Regions from separate parts of the Homo sapiens genome. Here region 2 is linked to region 1. The links are chromatin contacts, found by Hi-C or POLR2A ChIA-PET in ENCODE. All regions are on one chromosome and are shown on one strand. The core of a region is the stretch at or near the end of the contact, and the rest is flanking DNA. Distances in the headings are between cores, read along the strand shown. Region 1 has its middle 22 kb from the start of LINC01940. Region 2 has its middle 70 kb from the start of MIR4440.

Evidence for each region. A loop is a pair of places that touch in the nucleus more often than their neighbours do. ChIA-PET counts read pairs that join two places held with the same protein, here RNA polymerase II (POLR2A).
Region 2: POLR2A ChIA-PET joins it to region 1 with 13 read pairs in OCI-LY7. The contact joins two enhancer-like sites. A Hi-C loop is called at or near these places in 2 of 168 maps with a recorded cell type or tissue (PC-3 and heart right ventricle). POLR2A ChIA-PET finds 5 or more read pairs at or near these places in 2 of 52 experiments (OCI-LY7 and RWPE1).

Annotation. Positions count from the first base shown.
Region 1 is chr2:238,947,083-238,949,861 of GRCh38, reverse strand. No RefSeq gene overlaps it. Among named protein-coding and RNA genes, the nearest start is that of LINC01940, 22 kb to the right of the region's middle. Within about 2 kb of position 1,326, at least 6 of the 41 ENCODE cell types and tissues checked have a DNase peak (open chromatin) inside an H3K27ac peak, as active enhancers do.
Region 2 is chr2:238,997,922-239,000,700 of GRCh38, reverse strand. No RefSeq gene overlaps it. Among named protein-coding and RNA genes, the nearest start is that of MIR4440, 70 kb to the left of the region's middle. Within about 2 kb of position 1,325, at least 4 of the 41 ENCODE cell types and tissues checked have a DNase peak (open chromatin) inside an H3K27ac peak, as active enhancers do.

The DNA of each region.
Region 1 (2,779 bases), core at 77-2,576:
CGTTCAACTGCATCCCAAAGGCCACCACTTCCAGCGAACCTTCCAGGGGCCCAACTGATGCCTGCAGACACCAGACCTGGACATGCCAGGAGGAGATGTCATGCTTAGGGTCTTTGGGAGCTTCAGGAGCCAAAGAATCCAGTATAGTTACCCTGGTGAGAATTTAGGACTGGGTTTGGTTTTGAATTTTTTCTTTTTAAGGAAGACACTTTTTTATTGTATTGTTTGAACATTGAGTCAGCTGGGAACAAAGGAATGCAAGTTTGTCCTAAACAGGACTGTCTTCCGGCAGGAAAAGCACCCAGGAAAAGTGGCCACAGGGTTTTAGCTGCGGGGATGATCTTAGAGGAAAGAAACACAGTGAGCTATGCTGGTGCACAGCCAGGCTGGATGCAGAGTGGAGCCGTCCCTGCCAGGAAACCACCTGGGAGACAGTGCTCCCTCACCCTGCAGGTGGCTTCCAGGGGGAGAATCTGCCCCCTTCAGAATGGCATGAGGATGGAATCCTGCATAGCACCAACAGTGACCAGCCTCAGGCATGGGTGCAGGGGTGAGCTAGCCTCATCCACAGCTTCCACAGTGAACTAGCTTTATCCACACACAATGATGACCTACCCTCAACCAAAGCTCCAGGGGTGAGCTAGCCTCATCTACACGCAATGGTGAACTAGCCTCATCCATAGCTTCCACAGTGAGCTAGCCTCATCTGTAGCTCCAACAGTGGGCTAGCCTCATCCGTACATTGATGGTGAGCTAGCCTCATCCACAGCACCAGCACCAACAGTGAGCTAGCCTCATCAGTGGCTCCAACGGTGACTAGCTTCATCCACAGCTCCAGAAGTAAGCTAGCCTTATCCACACACTGAGGGTGAGCTAGCCTCATTTGCACATCAATGGTGAGCTAGCCTCAGCCACAGCACCAATGATGAGCTAATCTAATGTCGTGCAAGTGTTCAGTCCAGACATTCTGATCCCTCCTCAGGGATGACAAATGGAATACTGCACACAACTTACAATGAAAAATCACCCAATTTTTAAAACTCAACAAATTTTTAAAGTGCTTTTACTGGCCACATACAGAAAGAAACAGTTTCACAGCAAACCTTGCTCCAGACTGCTGTGGTAAAGGATGGAGAGGTGGGGACAGGAGTGGAGGAGGGAGTGGGATGGCCATAGGAGGGGAGGGGAAGCTGGGTCCAGCAGCCCAGGATGTGGTCATGGTGTGACTGGTGCTGAGTAACTGGGAGGACTCAAGAGTGACGATGCCTGGACATCCTTCTATCTCTGACTCATGTTGGGAAGGTCTTTCAAACTCTTTTCATCTTGCAGAGAGGCAGAGCATTCTGGAGACCAACACTTCCTGGGCGGCGCTCAGAGTGGGTGACTCTGCAGAGAGCACCTGCCAGGTGTGATCTCGGACTCAGAGTTCAATCTGCATTTAGCTGACAATGAACTGCAAACTCTGAAAATGTTCACAGCCATGGAGAATAATCTAGAAATCCTCAGTCCATTGGGAAACAGTGTGGGTCAGGGAGTGTAACCAACAGCTGGAGGTGAAGCTGGGACCAGTCAGTGAGGTTAACCACACCAGGGAAGAGGAAGAGAAACCAGTCAGGGCCAAAACGGAGCTTTCATCGATGTCTGAGGGGGCCTTGTCCATCCTGTTTGTGGATTTGGTTGTGTGTGCCTGGGTATTAATTTCTTAGGGCCACTGTAACTGCAAACTGGGTGGCGTAAAATGACAGAAACTCACTATCTCACAGCTCTGGAGAACAGAAGTCCAAAACTAAGCTGTGGGCTGGGCCGTGCTCCCTTGGAAGGCTTGGGGAGGCTCCTTCCTGCCTCTCCCAGCTTTGGGTGGCTCCGCCCCTCCTTGGCTGGTGGCTGCAGCACTCCAATCTCTGCCTTCTGCTCTGTCTTCACACGGCCTTCCCTCTGTGTCTCTGTGTCCTCTTCTCCTCTTATAAGGACAACAGTGATGAGATTTGAGGCCTACCCCGCATGCAGATAATCTGATCTCAAGATTATCACCTTAATTACATCTGTAAAGACCTTATTCCTAAATAAAGTTGCCCTCTGAGTTCTGAGTGGACATGAATTTGCAGGGCAGGCTACTCTTCAACCCACTATGGTAAGTACCTAATTTGCTGCATATCTATTTTACCTGTATTAGTACTGATGGCAGTGGCTGTGCCACGCGGCCTGCCGCTGCCATCACATCAGCTGCAACAGGGAGGTGCAGCTGGGGTTGCACATTCTGTGGAACCAGCGGGAGCTGGAGACAAGTGAGAGCCCCACCTCTTCCAAGTTGGGATGGGAGCTCCCCAGGTGCTGCTGCAAACTCTGCCCTAAGCACGGCTGCCCAAAGCTGCAGACCCGGGCCTCCCGCTCCACTGAGCAGGCAGGGGCTCTGCCCTCCTGAGAGGGGGCTGCAGCCACCCAAATTGTGGCTGCAGACCTGGGCCTCCCGCTCCACTGAGCAGGCAGGGGCCCTGTGCTCCTGAGGGGGGGCTGCAGCCACCCAAATTGTGGCTGCAGACTTGGGCCTCCTGCTCCACTGAGTAGGCAGGGGCTCTGCCCTCCTGAGAGGGGGCTGCAGCCGCCCAAATTGTGGCTGCAGATCTGGGCATCCCGCTCTGCAGAGCAGGCAGGAGCCCCGCCCCTGCCCCAGGCACAGCTGTAGCCACCCAAACTGGGGCTGCAGACCTAGGCATCCCTGCACTCTTGGGGGGGCCTGGGAAGGCACTCTTGAGGGGGCCTGGGAAGGAACCCTTGTCCT
Region 2 (2,779 bases), core at 76-2,575, 51 kb before region 1:
GCAAATCAGGGCAACCAGCGACAGCCCGCCCTGTGCTGCGCAGAAACACCAAGCCTTGACAAACAAGCCAGGCCATCACCGTAAGCTTGCGTGCATGTAAGGAACAAACATTTTATGCACAAGTAAGTTTTTTCACCAATGTGGACTCAGCACCTCGGGAGGTTGTCTGCAATTTCTATTTGCTATGGGCCGAACATTTGTGTCCCTCCAAAATTGATAGGTTGAAATCCTCACCTCCAGGGTGATGGTATTAGGAGAAGGGGCCTTTAGGAAGTGATGAGGTCATGGGGGCAGAGTCCTCAGAAATGGGATCAGTGCCCTTAAAAAAGAGGCCCCAGAGAGCTCCCTTGCCCCTTCCACCATGTGAGGGCACAGCAAGAAGGCACCATCTGTGAACCAGGAAGTAGCCCTCACCAGACACTGCATCTGCCTGGCTCTTGGATTTCGCAGCCTCCGCAGCTGCGAGAGACAGATCTCACTGTTCAGGAGCCATCCGGGTCATGGCATTTCATTACAGCAGCCTGAACGCACTGACACCTGTTCCTTCTGCTGATACTGAGGGTCATTTGGGACAAGATGGGGAGGCATCAAAAATTATCAGGGGTGGCCGGGCTCAGTAGCTCACACCTGTAATCCCAACACTTTGGAAGGCCGAGGCAGGAGGATTGCTTGAACTCAGGAGTTCGAGACCAGCCTGGGCAACGTGGTGAGACCTCATCTCTATGAAAAATAAAAAAAAAAATTATTTTTTGTGTCTGTGGTCCCAGCTACTTAGGAGACTGAGGCAGGAGAATTGCTTAAGCCTGGGAGGTCCAGGCTGCAGTGAGTCTTGATTGCACCACTATACTCCAGCCTGGGTGGTAGAGCGAGGCCCTGTCTCAAAAAAAAAAAAAAAAAAAGAGAGACTATTGGGGGAAATTGGCATCCGTTGCTTTTGTCTCTGTTCCTACCGCAGCCCCACTCTGCCTTCTGAGGAGGCTGCCTCTGTAATTGAGTCATGCTGGCCACAGCCAACTGGATGGACCAGGGTAGGAAACTGACCCCAGGCCACTCTTGGCAGACTGCCCAGTGGCCTCTGGCCTGACCTGGCAGGAAAGCTCTGCTCCACAAGCACACTCTAAAGCAGCTCAGGAGAGAGTGATAGGGTCTGGTGAGTCCAGCGTGGGGATGCGAGACAGAAGCCAGGAGGGGCAGGAGGAAAGCCAAGTGCTGAGACTGGAGAGAAGGGAAAGGGGCCAGCTGGCCTGGCCGGGGCCTGGAAGTGGAGTACCTGAGAATCAGTGACGGACTTCGTGGCTGAGCAGTGGCAAACAAGCGTGTTCTGGGTAACATTCCCGCCCTCTGAAAGGCCTGCTCTGAGCTCGCAACGTTTCTCCCAGCTTCCTGCGTCTCTCCAGCCCTGACCTCATTAACCCCAGCAACCTGAGTACATCTCTGTTCCTTACAACAGGACCGATCCGACAAACAACTCTGTCACACTCGTAATCTTAATATTAGATTTAATGCAACCCTTGGGATCTTGGGGTGAGGCCGCCTCTCCAGTAGATATTTTTACTGCCGCTCAGAGGGACTTTAAAATTGATTCTCCATTTCATGGCTGTATTTGAGATGCTTAAGATTTCTGGAAGCCCAGGTGCTGCAGCAGAAAGCGCCCAGGGCTTGGAGTCAGAGGACTTGATTTTTATTCCTGGCTTGGCCAGTGTTCAGCCTGTGACCTTGAACGAGATTTACACTCTCCAAGCTGTATTTTCTTCTTGGAATGTGAATATCTTCCCTGCCTACTTGATGAGTTCATATGTGTGCACACACCAAGCAGACACCGGTCTTGTGGGGCTGACGTTTTAATTGGGAAGCTTAGATGGTTCCAGAGATTTGCCCAGGTTCACCCACCTTTCCTGTGCATGGCTGTCAAATGGTGACGTTCTTTCTCCCCAGGCCCCTCCCTCCACACCCCATGTGCTTCTCAGAAAACAAACCTCAGATAGAGGCTTCTTCCCCACCAAATGTGAGCAGAAACAACATTTAAAAGGTGTATAGCCAGGCGTGGTGGTTCACACCTGTAATCCCAGTGCTTTAGGAGGCCAAGGCAGGAGGATCACTTGAACCCAGGGGAGTCCAGCCTGGGCAGCATAACAAGACCCCAGCTCTACAAAAAAAATACCCAGGCATGGTAGCACATGCTTATAGTCCCAGCTGCTCAGGAGGCTGAAGCGGGAGGATCACTTGAGCCTGGGAGGTTCAGGCTGTAGTGAGCTGGGATCACGCCACTGTACTCCAGCCTAGGTGACAGGGTGAGATTCTGTTGAAAGAAAGAAAGAAGGAAGGAAGGAAAGAAGGAAGGAAGGAAAGAAAAAGAAAGAAAGAAAGAGAGAGAGAGAAATAAATAAATAAATGAAGGAAGGGAGAGAAGGAGGGAAGGAAGGAAGGAGAGAAAGGAAGAGAGAGAAAGAAGGAAGACAGGAAAAAAGGAATAAAGGAAGGAAGGAAGGAGGGAGGGAGGGAAGGAAGGAGAGAAGGAAGGAAGGAAGGGAGGGAGGGAGGGAGGGAAGGAGGGAAGGAAGGAAGATTATTATTTCCTAAGGGTAGGAAATATTCAGGGTAGGTCCCCAGCAGGGGTTGGGGGTATGTTTTGCTGCCTTTGCTGGGGAATCTGCAGATGCATACAGGGACTGGTCTTTTTTGCGGGGAGAGAGCTCCCAGGACTGCTGGGTCTACCTCACCTCCCAGTAGCTGGGTCTAGACCTGGTACAATTAAGACAGGAAGGTGACCCAGGCACCT